Regions from separate parts of the Homo sapiens genome. Here region 1 is linked to region 2. Evidence: read pairs that join two places in POLR2A ChIA-PET (ENCODE). Cell type or tissue: GM12878. All regions are shown on one strand. Each heading gives the region's core, and the rest is flanking DNA. Links, peaks and the distances in the headings are about the cores only. Region 1 overlaps DUS2 (dihydrouridine synthase 2). Region 2 overlaps NFATC3 (nuclear factor of activated T cells 3).

Region 1 (9,457 bases), core at 3,256-5,755, 58 kb after region 2:
TATCCTTGGGACAGCCTTTCAGGGACTATCTCCCCTGAAAGCACCTTCTATGGGATGCTGAAAATTTAGAACGAGTTTCCAAACCAACAAGACCTGTGGTCCCTACGTTTGACATTAAGCACATACAGCAGCCAGTGTGCTGGCCCAGTGGGACCCCAAGGGTGCTGGCCCTAGCCCAAGCTGAGGCCAAGCTGGAGACCTACCGGTCAAACTTGACAGCCATCTTAATGACACCAGAGGTATCTTCAGCTGGCTCCCCTGTCTGCTCTGAAGTCTTGGCTGAGAGCCTGGCCTGCTGGGCATCCAGCTCCTGTGTGGTCTCCTCATAGAAGGCACCAAGGCCAAAGGCCTCACTAGGGAGGAAGAAGCAGATCAGAGCAAACACTTTAGCGGAGCCAGCATCCAGGGTACTGCAGGACCCCAGGGCCCCACCACTGAGAAACTCCTCTACCACATACACCAAAACACCACCGGGGCCTGGCCATCAGAATGTGCCCCCTGCCCAGCCCTGGGATTACTGTGGACTGGAAGATGGAAAGTGAATGTGAACCCAAGCGTGGACACTGGAGGGAGGCTGGGCTGGGTGGCAAAGGTTGTAAAGGTCACCCCCACCACCTGCAGCCTCTCTCCTGAGGGGAAGCACACAGATGGTATCCCCAGCCAGCCGTGACTGAGTTAACCAATGCTGATCAAGCACATGGGCCCATGGGAGGAAGAGACAGAGGCCTGACCACTAAGTGGTTCCCCACTTCCCGCCCAGCCACAGGCAGTTATACATGGGTCTCAGCTGACACTGAGGCACCACCCAGAGCTACAGAGTTATGTGGGGTAGGGACTGAACCAATGCCATAAGCCAAGGGTGGGAAGAGGGCTCTGGCAAAGGTTTTTCCCTTCTAGGAAACATCTTGAAGGCTGGAAGACTCAAACGAAGATAGATCCCCAATGGCAAAAGTGGTTCAGAAAGGCATCTATGTAAGAGGGAGGCTACAGATAGCTCACGTGAGAGGGAGAGAGCCTTCCAGGCAGACGACCCATTACAAGCACAGGTGTGGAGTTCTGGAAGCAGACAGGTAGACAGGGAGCTGTGGGGGCAGTGGCTAGGCCAGCTTGTGAAGGGCCTCAACTGTCAACCATCTGAGCTAGAGCTGCACCTGATCTAGAGAATCAACAGGTGGTCTCTCAAACTGCAGGGTGATGGATGTGAGTGCAGGCTCAAGGTAGAGGCTCCATGCTACAGCCCAATTCTCCTGACCACTGGTTCCTGGGGGCCTGGCCTGTGACTATCCCATTTATGGAAAATCCCCTTCCTTTGCATTCCTCTATCCTTCTAGTACCCTAGTTCCCAGAGCTCTGCTGATCCGTCCAGGGATGGGACGTTTCAAAGCTTTCAAAGAATCCCCTCCTGGGAGGCAAAGCTGTACCATCACTCCACTCCTCTACATCTACATCCAGAAGCTGTGTCCCTGGTCCCCTGGTGGAGTCAGCTTAGGGCTCAAAGTCAAACTTGGGCAATGCGTACAAGGACAGATGGACATCTTATTGTGCCTCTTACCAAATTTCCCGGGAAGACTGGGCAGCATGGAGCAACCTTCCCTGGGGCGACTCCAGCTGTTCTCGTAGCATCTGGCACAAGCAGTACTTGGTGTTGGTGTAGTGGTTGTCATACTGCACCGCCTGAGAAAAGAAATGACTTGCCTGATGCCCAGGCAGGCTCTAAGGCCTGGGCTATGCTCTGATGGCAGGGAAAGGAGCTCCAAGAAGGCACCAGAGATGTATGTGTAGCCAAGGCAATGTGACCCCCATAAGAAGAACCACCACTGGCCAGGAGCAGTGGCTCACATCTGTAATCCCAGCACTCTGAGAGGCCAATGCAGGAGGACTGCTTGAGGCTAGGAGTTCAAGAGCAGCCTGGGCAACGTAAGACTCAACTCTACAAAAATTAAAAAAAAGAAAATTATCGGCTGGGCACGGTGGCTCACGCCTGTAATCACAGCACCTTGGGAGGCCAAGGCGGGCGGATCACCTGAGGTCAGGAGTTCAAGACCAGCCTGACCAACATGGTGAAGCCCCGTCTCTACTAAAAATACAAAATTAGCTGGGCGTGGTGGCGGGTGCCTGTAATCCCAGCTACTCGGGAGGCTGAGGCAAGAGAATCGCTTGAACCCTGGAGGCGAAGGTTGCGGTGAGCCAAGATCGTGCCACTGCACTCCAGCCTGGGCGACAACAGCAAAACTCTGTCTCAAAAAAAAAAAAAAAAAGAAAAAGAAAATTAGCCAGGCATGTTGGCACACACCTGTAGCCATAGCTACTAGGGAGGCTAAGGCAAGAGGATTGCTTGCACCCAGGAGTTGTGGCTGTAGTGAGCTATGATCATGCCACTGCACTCCAGCCTGGGCAACAGACTGAGACCCTATCTAAAATTAAAAATAAAAATAAAAATAAATTAAAAAGCCACTTCGACCTTGGTCATCTACTCTTCCAGCTAGTGGTACAAAGCTTGAGGGTCACAGCCAAGGACCACGGTCAGAAACACATTCTCCTGGACAGCCTGACTGAGGTCTCGAAGTGCGGGAGCCCCTTCCTGCTTCAGCCACCACAGAGGACCTACTGCCAAGTATCTTCCAGGGAAGGGAGGGGAAACACACCAAATTCTGGCATGGCAGGTCCAGTGCCAGGAAAGGGGTGAGATTCTTCTATTCCTTCTAACCAGAATGGGCACCTTCCCTTCCCACATCTTGAATAGCCTCTAACTTCCCCCTACGTGGGTAAAACACAGCATCATTTAGTTCACATGGGTTACTCATGACTACATTTATCTATACAAGTGTGAGGTGCAACTGTCACCATCACTCCACAGACCGTGAAATGAAGGCTCAGGGAGGCAAGATGACTGACTGCCTGGGACACCCAGTGGAAGTCGGCTGGCTAGAGGTAGGGCAGGAGAGCAGTATTGGGTGAAGGTGGCCTTCCCCAGCCCTCCAGGACACCCTCCCATCCCCCACCCCCTATGCTGCTCTAGTAACTCCACGTGGGCCTATGACTTCAGTGGCTGGGAAAGTGCCACGGCACGCTCAGGACAAAGTGGGAAGTAAGTCGGGGCGCCCCGGCTGGTGGCAAGTCCTTGACTCAGCTTGTCTGGGAAGAAGGCACCTGGCTGGACCAGAAGCAGCCCTGCCTATGCTTGAAAGCCGCTCCCTTTCTCTGTGATAGCACACCCTCTTGAGGAGCTGCCAAGAGATGGCTCAGCAGGAATGATAATATCACCTTTCACCCAGTGAGCAAGCTCAGCACTGTTCAGCACGTCTTCTTGGCCAGACTTGCCAGCTGGCCAAAAAGCTGGATAGCTGACCTGGGCTGGGGCAAGCCCTCCCTTGCCATGGAGCTATCCCAGACCATTGGAGAGCTGGTGGTCACCAACTTGCCCAGCAGGACACCAGAACCAGGGAGTGAGGGCTGCAGCATTGAACAGGAAATAGGACAAAGGCTGCCCAGCTCTGGACGCAGACCTCAGGGCATCTTACCATCCTAGCTTGCACAGCCATGGAAACACTCACATACCATGGCAGCCACAGGCACTCCTAGGCAGGTATGAACCCTAGGACTGAAGAGGAGGGTGGAACTCTGCTCTGGGCAAAGACTGCACCCTCTGTTCAGACCCAATTCACTGAAGAATTTGAGGACCACTCACTGTCTCTCCCTGCAGACATGTGCAGCTGATCAGAGTCCCACAGAGTTCCAGGGTTGTGCCAAAGAGATAAGGCAAGTGAACTCTTCATTTTCTTTTATAGGGATATGCCCTTGGCACTACCATCAACCTCTCAATGAGAAGAAACTGGTTTAGAAAAGGCCATTCCCAGCCTGGGCAACATAGGGAGACCTCATCTCTATTAAAAAAATAAAAAATTAGCTGAGTGTTGTGGCACATGCCTGTAGTCCCAACTACTTGGGAGGCTGAAGCAGGAGGATCACTTGAGCCCAGGAGGTCAAGACTGCAGTGAGTCATGATTATGCCACTATGCTCACACCTGGGCAACAGAGCAAGACCCCATCTCAAAAAAAAAAAAAAAAAGCTATTCCCTAAGTAGAGGGTTATGCTTAAAGCATTCTGGAATTAGCAAGAGAAAAGTTTTAGAAATTATTTCGACTGATGAGTCAAATCAGGTGAGAAATTTCTCAATTGCTCCTCTTGGCTGTGGCTGCTCCTGAGCCAACCTATAGGCACATATGCCTTTGATGATGCAGAACCCACAGTCCACGTGCATATGCCTCTGTATGTGCAGCGTGTGAGAAAAAGAAAGATATATATCATGTGTTCGGGGTTCCAACAGCATCCTGGATCTAGAAGGTTCTTGCTATGACCTGCAAACCTCTGGAAGCTTTAGGAGATGGTAGGGGTATGCCCCCCAGCATCCTCTCTTAGCATTGCAGCTGGGGAGACCGAATAAAGCAGTGAGCTAGTGCAGCTACACTACATGAGCTAAAAAGAAAAGGAGAGGAACAGCAAGCACAGCTGGCAGCTGGGGGCTCACACAAAGTGCTCTCTGCAGGAGTGTGGTAGACAGTGAGAAATGCTTGTTTTGAAAAAGTACAGAGACGTACGTATCTGATGTATTTCTGCATGACCTCCTCCAGGGGCCGCAGACCCTCCTTGAGGAAGATAGATGGGTTCCACATGGCTGCTCGGGCCACCATCACGGAAGAGGCTGCCGTGGCTTGTCGAAAGTCCTCTATGTCCGAATACTGTTGGATGTGGTCATGAGATCCTCCGCTAAAAAGCAACCAGAGGGTTAGGGGTGTCCCCATCACGGAACCTATCAGCATTTTCAGAAAAAGTCAGCTCTCAGATCTGCCACTGATTAACAATGTGAATTTGGCCAAGTCCCTTCAGCTATCAGAGCTTCAGTAAAGTGGATATTAGAATCCATATCCCATTATGAAGTTAGGAGCACTAACTGAGATAATACATGTAGAGTGCCTGGCACTTAATAGGTAATCCAGGAAATTTACTTTCCTTGCCCCTAATCTAAAACAGTGGCTACAGCCAGCCCACATCTGGAGACATGGGTCCATAACTGGGCTACTGGGGCTACAGGAAAACCCCCAAGCTGAATGGGCCACTTATATGTTCACTGAGGGCTAAGTCAAAACCCTGGCGAGAGGAACAGACACCCTAGTGATGACAAGAGGAAGGAAGGAGGCCCAGTTAGGTCATACTTTCCCCTCCCTGCAGCCTGCTGCTCCAAGGACCCCCTGCTCTGTCTCTGTACATTTCATCAGGAGTCAGTCGGCAGCCTCAGTCCTGAGACAGGCATGCAGAGGGGAGGGTCTCAGGTGGCAGCAGAAGGAACAGGTCTGGGGTCTTGTGGAAAGCCCTGCCCTTTTCAAGCCACCCCTAAAACTTTTCACTCTAGGGAAGGCTGGGCCTGGCTACCACCCAGCCCTTAGCTCTGTGGGACACAGAGTACATGATGAAGACAGGAGGCTTACTTGGCTATGACAGGAATGGAGAGGGTATCAGCAATGGCTTTGATGACTTCACAGCTGACAGGATGCTGAGGTCGCTCCTCCCGCTTCCTTGGAGATAGAAAGATGGGGCTGAGGGCTAAGCACCAAAAGCCACGACACCACTCACACAGGGTTACCTCAGCCAAACCTTACTGTCCTCCCCACTGAACCTCAGGAAGGTCAGGTGGCCATATGGCAATCAAGGACAGGTGGCAGGAAATGGCTCTCCCTGCCCTCTGGAGAACTGTGAGGGGCAGGGGCAGCACAGATCCATGCTGAGACGGCAAGTCCAGCTCTTGGAGGCCTGCAGGGGAGGCCTGGCTGCAGGGGGGCATGGTGGGTGGCCTGGCTCCCAAGGTCATGTTGCTTTTCCCTAGCTTCCTTTTGCCTCTGCCAGAGATGAGGGACAGGGCCATAAGAGTGCTGCCCCTACTGTCCCAGTCCTGCCCTCTCCAAGGGACTGGGAACAGCTGCTGCTGCTCAGACTGGCCACTCCCACACAGCTGCCAATGCCAAAGCCAAGTTGCACAGCTGATCCTAGGGAGAGGCACCTGACACAGGGTAGGCCCCGCACCCAGGAAAGGCACGGACCATGGCTGCCACACCACGGCACAAGGGAGGCAGGACCACAACCTGGGGCCCCTCCTTCCAAAGTCAACTGCAAGTTCTTGTGCATGAGTTTTAGGGCTGCTGACGTGAGGCCTGACCTGAGCTGTGCTCAGCAACAAAGCAAGCAAGACGGTCGACCAGATAGCCCTTGTCCAGCTCTTGTCTGAGTATGTCCCCTCTGCTATACTCTTGTTCTTTTATTTTTGATATGGTGTTTCATTCTTGTTGCCCAGGCTGGAGTGCAATGGTGCAATCTCGGCTCACTGCAACCTCCACCTCCTGGGTTCAGGCAATTCTACCTCAGCCTCCCAGGTAGCTGGGATTACAGGCATGAGCTACCATGCCTAGCTAATTTTGTATTTTTTTTAGTAGAAACAGGGTTTTACCATGTTGGTCAGGCTGGTCTTGAACTCCTGACCTCATGTGATCCACCCGCCTCGGCCTCCTAAAGTGGTGGGATTCTAGGCGTTAGCCACCGCGCCCGGGCCCCTCTACTATACTCTTCAACAAAAGGGTCGAGGGCCCTGTCAACCTAGCCTCTACCTCTGTCTCCCTACATCTCCAATGGTCACTTTTAGCCCATCTCACCAGCTTTGATGGTCACAAAGGGCTTCTTCAAACTCACCCACATCTGTCTTCCGAGTGTTCCCAACTACGGGTAAAAAATAATAGCTTCCTTTATTAAGAGAATACTGGCTTGGCATGGTGGCTCACGCCTGTAATCCCTGCACTTTGGGAAGCCAAGGTGGGTGGATTATTTGAGGTTAGGAGTTTGAGACCAGCCTGGCCAACATGGTGAAACCCCATCTCTACTAAAAATACAAAAAAAAAAAAAAAAAAAGCCAGGCATGGTGGCAGGCACCTGTAATCCCAGCTACTCAGGAGGCTGAGGCAGGAGAATTGCTTGAACCCAGGAGGCGAAGGTTGCAGTGAGCCGAGATCATGCCACTGCACTCCAGCCTGGGCAACAGAGCAAGACTCCGTCTCAAAAAAAAAAAAAAAAAAAAAAGAGAGAGAAAGAATACTACATGCCAGGCACTGTGCCAAGGATTTATATTCACAATCTCATAAAAGCCCTGGGACAACCCTATAAAGTAGAAATTATCTTAATTTCTAAACAAGGAATGTTGTGCTCAGAAAGGTTAAGTGATTTCCCAAGGATATACAGCTAACAAGCAGCAGAGCCGGGATCTCAAACCAGGGAGTCTGAATCCAAAGCCTGCTGCCTTGGGAAGGCGCATATGTGTACAAGTGTGTACTCCTCCCTCCTGGCTTCAACCCAAGCAACTCTGCTTTGCTCTGCTTTGTATGAAGGGAGTTCTGGGTTCCCTTCTCTGAAAATGTTGTAAGAGCACAATCAACAACTTGGGCTCTTCCTATAAGACCCCTAAGCCCAAAGGAACATCACTCAGAGAAGAGAGGTCCCTCTGGCCCAAGTCTACTGACCTGAGATGCTGTACAAAATCACATCCTGGACACAGGGAACAAGTGTGAATGGTAAGCCAAGGGTGGCCTTCAGAACCTCAGCTCTCAGCATAGAGTACATTAGCTACAGCTAGAAGGATTGTTTAGTCATTGTGACAGCTGGCAGTCCAACAAATGCAGACAAGAGAGGCAGAGCCTTTAAAAGAATAGGTTGGGTATGGTGGCTCAAGCCTGTAATCCCAGCACTTTGAGGGGCTGAGGCAGGAGGATCACTTAAGCCCAGGAGTTTGAGACCAGCCTGGGCAACATAAGGAGATCCCGTCACTACAAAAAAATAAAAAATTAGCCAGGTGTGGTGGCATGTGCCTGTAGTTTCAGCTACTCAGGAGGCTGAGGCAGGAGGATTACTTGAGCCCAGGAGTTTGAGGCTGCAGTGAGCTATGATTGTGCCACTTCACTCCAGCCTGGGTAACAGAGCAAGACTGTCTCAAAAAACAACAACAACAATGAAAAACACATAAACAAAGCAGTCTGTCTGGGATTATTCAAGGGAGAAGTCATTGCTCAATATAATAGAAAGAAAATGAGGCTGGGCCTGGTGGCTCATGCCTGTAATCCCAGTACTTTGGGAGGCCAAGGTGGGCAGATCACCTGAGATCAGGAGTTTGAAACCAGCCTGGCCAACGTGGTGAAACCCTGTCTCTACTAAAAATATAAAAATTAGCTGGGCATGGTGGAGCGCACCTGTAATCTCAGCTACTCGGGAGGCTGAGGCAGGAGAATCACTTGAACCCGGGAGATGGAGATTGCAGTGAGCCAAGACTGCGCTACTGCACTCCAGCCTGGGTGACAGAATGACAAAGAGGAGGAGAGGAGAGGAGGGGAGAGGAGAGGGGAGGGGGGAGGGGAGGAGATGGGAAGGGAGAGGGGAGGAGATGGGAGGGGAGAGGGGAGGAGATGGGAGGGGAGAGGGGAGGAGATGGGAGGGGAGGGGGGAGAGGGGAGGAGATGGGAGAGGGAGGGGAGAAGGGAGGGGGAGGGGAGGGGAGGAAGGAAAGAAGGAAGGAAGGAGGGAAGGAAGGAGGGAGGGAGGGAAGGAAGGAAGGGAGGGAGGGAGGGAAGGAAGGAAGGGAGGGAGGGAGGGAGGGAAGGAAATAAATGAGATTTTTCTCATGAGGGTCAGAATTCCACCACGTACTGGCTGCATGGTATGATTTTGAGCAAATTACTCAATCTCTAGCATTTACACATCCTGATAGTAGAGGTGTTTCTCCTTTCTTAGTCTCTCTGTGTCTCTAAACCTCAGTACCTACCCTCAATAGGCACTCCATGAATGAAAGAAAGGCAAATGCAAAAGCCCATTCAGGGTCTGCCTGCCCTCCAGACTCATAAGATATCAAAGAGCTAGGCAGAGGTAGGCTGAATATGTAGAAGAGAAATTGGCTGTCACTTGGGGTGACAGATCAATTAAGGAAGGATCACTAAGATGGGTTAGGACCTCCCTGCCAGTCACTAGAAAGGTGACCACTCACCTCCCATGAACTGCGATGGCAGCAATGCCAGTCCTCTCTATCCGCTTCACAAGGCTCAGGGTATCTTCTAGCTGAGGAGGAGGACCACACAGGATGGTTACTGAAGCTCCAGAAGGAGCAGCTGCTGCCTCCTAAAGTAGGCTCAGCTCTACTCTCTCCTCCAAGCCTAATTTAGCACCTCAAGAATCGTTCACAAACCTAAATCCAACATCACCAGAGAGAATGGACCTTCATATGTAACACACCATCCTTACCGATGGCAGGATGCGAATCTTGCAGGTCACAGGTCTGCGTGTCCCTTTAACAAGAGTGCTGAGGATCTGCAGAAAGGAAAACACAAGAGCACCTATGTCTTCTGGAACAAACCATCACTCTGCCTGTACTAA
Region 2 (2,500 bases), core at 1-2,500:
GAATGTACAAGGTACTCAAACAACTCAACAGCCAAAAAAACCCCAAATAATCTAAAAAGTGGGCAAAGGATCTAAAATGACATTTCTCAAAAGGAGACATACAAATGGCAAACAGGTATATAAAAAAATGCTCAACATCACTAATCATCAGGGAAATGCAAATCAAAACCACAATGAGATATAATATCACTCCGGTTAGCATGGCTACTTATCAAAATGCAAAAAAAGGAAAATTCTGGCTGGGATAAGGAGAAAAGGGAACACTGGCACACTGTTATGGAAATGTGAGTGAGTATAGCCATTACAGAAAACAGTATGGAGGTTACTCAAAAAATTAAAAACAGAACTACCATATGATCCAGCAATTCCACTACAGGGTATATATCCAAAAGAAATGAAATCAGTAGATTAAAAAGATATTTGTGCTCCTATGTTTCTTTCAGCATTATTCATAACGGCCAAGATATGGAACCAAAATAAGTGTTCGTCAGTGGATGAATGGATTTCTAAAATGTGGTATATATACACAATTGAATACTATCCCACCACAAGAAAAGAGAGAAATCAGCCAGGCCTGGCAGCTCACACCTATAATCCCAGTACTTTGGGAGGCCAAGGCAGGAGGATCACTTGAAGCCAGGAGTTTTGAGACCAGCCCGGGCAACAAATCAAGACTGTCTCCACAAATACATTAAAAAATTAGCCAGATGCAGTGGCATGCATCTGCAGTCCCAGCTACTCGGGAGGCTGAGGCAGGAGAATGCCCTGATCCTAGGAGTTTGAGACTGCAGTTAGGTATGATCATGCCACTGAATTCCAGCCTAGGTGACAGAGCAAGAGCCTAGCTCTTAAAAAAAAAAAAAAAAAAAAAAGGCGGGGAGCAGCGGGCAAGGTGGGAGGATCATTTGAGGCCAAGGGTTCAAGAACAGCCTGGGCAACATAACAAGACCTAAGATAAGCCAACATTTGAGTAATAATTAGAGTCACTTAAGTAAACAACAAAATATATGGGAAAGGAAATATATACATTTTTCTGGCATGAAGCAAGAAAGAATCTCAGATTGAAAGGGAGCATCAAAAGTACTGGGAAAGACTGATAAAGAACTGTTAACATTCAGACATACTCTGGTTAAGTCAACTATTTCAAGTATAATGAAATAATTCTTCAATCAGTAAGTTAGAAAACAAAAAGTCATTTACAAGAAGAAAATAAAAACTGCTGGTACCAGAAGTTGTAGTCTCCCCTTAACGAGAGACTCAGCTGTTTTGTCTTTGTTTTTGAGAAGTGCCTTGCTCTGTCACCCAAGCTGGAGTGCAGTGGTGTGATCATAGCTCACTGCAGCCTCAAATTCCTGGGCTCAAATGATCCTTCCACTTCAGCTTCTGAAAGAGCTGGGACTACAGGCGCATGCTACTTATTGTACTTGGCTATTTTTCAAATTTTTTGTAGAAACTGGGTTGGTCTCTGTTGCCCAGGCTGGAGTGCAGTGGCACAATCGTAGCTCACAGCAGCCTCAAACTCCCGGCTCCAGCAATCCTACTGCCTCAGCCTCTGGAGTAGCTGGGACTACAAGGGTGTGCCACAATGTCCAGCTAATTTTATTTATTTATTTGTTGCCCAGTCTCAAACTCCTGGCCTCAAGCAATCCTCTCACCTAGCATCCCAGCCCACCATGTCACCTGGATTACAGGCATGAGCTACAGCACCAGTTCTGCTTTTGTTTTTTAAAGAGACATGTTGCCCAGGCTAGAGTGCAGTGGCTATTTACAGCCACAATCATCATACACCACAGCCCTGAATTCCTGGCCTCAAGCGATCCTTAAGCCTCAGCCTCCCCAGTAGCTGGGACTACAAGCACACACCATTGTTCCTGGCTCAGTTTTTGTTTTTGTTTTTTTAATCTTTTAAAATTATTTTTTTTAATTATGTTTTTTAACGTTGTTTTTTTCTTTTGACCACAGCACATGCATCGGTTTTTTCATTAAAGGAAAACTGTGGAAACAAATCATGTACCCTCCCAAAAGACTTGTTCATTTATACACTTGTAAATAATTTGTTGATTGCTATGAAAACTAAAAGATATAGAAAACTAAGCAATAAATCTGCTTACTTTATCAAAATGAAATAAATTCATTTAACAAAAAAATATGACTCTTACAAACAAAATGACAAAATTCTTATGTTTTGTTTTCCTGGCGTTTCTTAATAACAAATCATTAAAAAAACCCATCTAAAATGTAAATCTTTATACGTAAAGAACTATAAAACATGATCAGATAATAATCATAAAGCATAGCTCATAAAAGAGATGATAATTTGTAGATTTTATTTGTTGAAAATCACTTCAGTGTAATTAGTTTTTCCACTACAGTATTCAATAAATACCATTAAGACGAGAGAAAAATATCTACACAGTTCTAAGAGATTATCATCTACAGCCATTTCTATATTTTAGTATATAAAGGCAACAAACACATTTTCAAACATGAAAGAACCCAT

Evidence for each region. Peaks named below come from ENCODE experiments on the same cell type or tissue, not always from the same donor. Only the 100,000 strongest peaks of a DNase experiment are listed, where the experiment ranks them.
Region 1: POLR2A ChIA-PET joins it to region 2 with 5 read pairs; 19 of 35 experiments call an interaction of 5 or more read pairs at or near these places.

Annotation. Positions count from the first base shown.
Region 1 is chr16:68,066,251-68,075,707 of GRCh38, reverse strand. It overlaps DUS2 (dihydrouridine synthase 2), which reads right to left. Exons shown (of 17, transcript NM_017803.5): 9 at 9,326-9,391; 10 at 9,072-9,142; 11 at 5,488-5,574; 12 at 4,600-4,768; 13 at 1,553-1,674; 14 at 204-353. Among named protein-coding and RNA genes, the nearest start is that of NFATC3, 14 kb to the left of the region's middle. RefSeq lists an enhancer at 277-386. In GM12878, for the core only: a CTCF peak has its summit at 4,405; a DNase peak (open chromatin) is centred at 4,677; H3K27ac peaks cover 1,135 bases.
Region 2 is chr16:68,128,044-68,130,543 of GRCh38, reverse strand. The region is part of intron 3 of NFATC3 (nuclear factor of activated T cells 3); the gene reads right to left. Among named protein-coding and RNA genes, the nearest start is that of NFATC3, 44 kb to the right of the region's middle. In GM12878, for the core only: no CTCF peak of the experiment used is centred there; no DNase peak of the experiment used is centred there.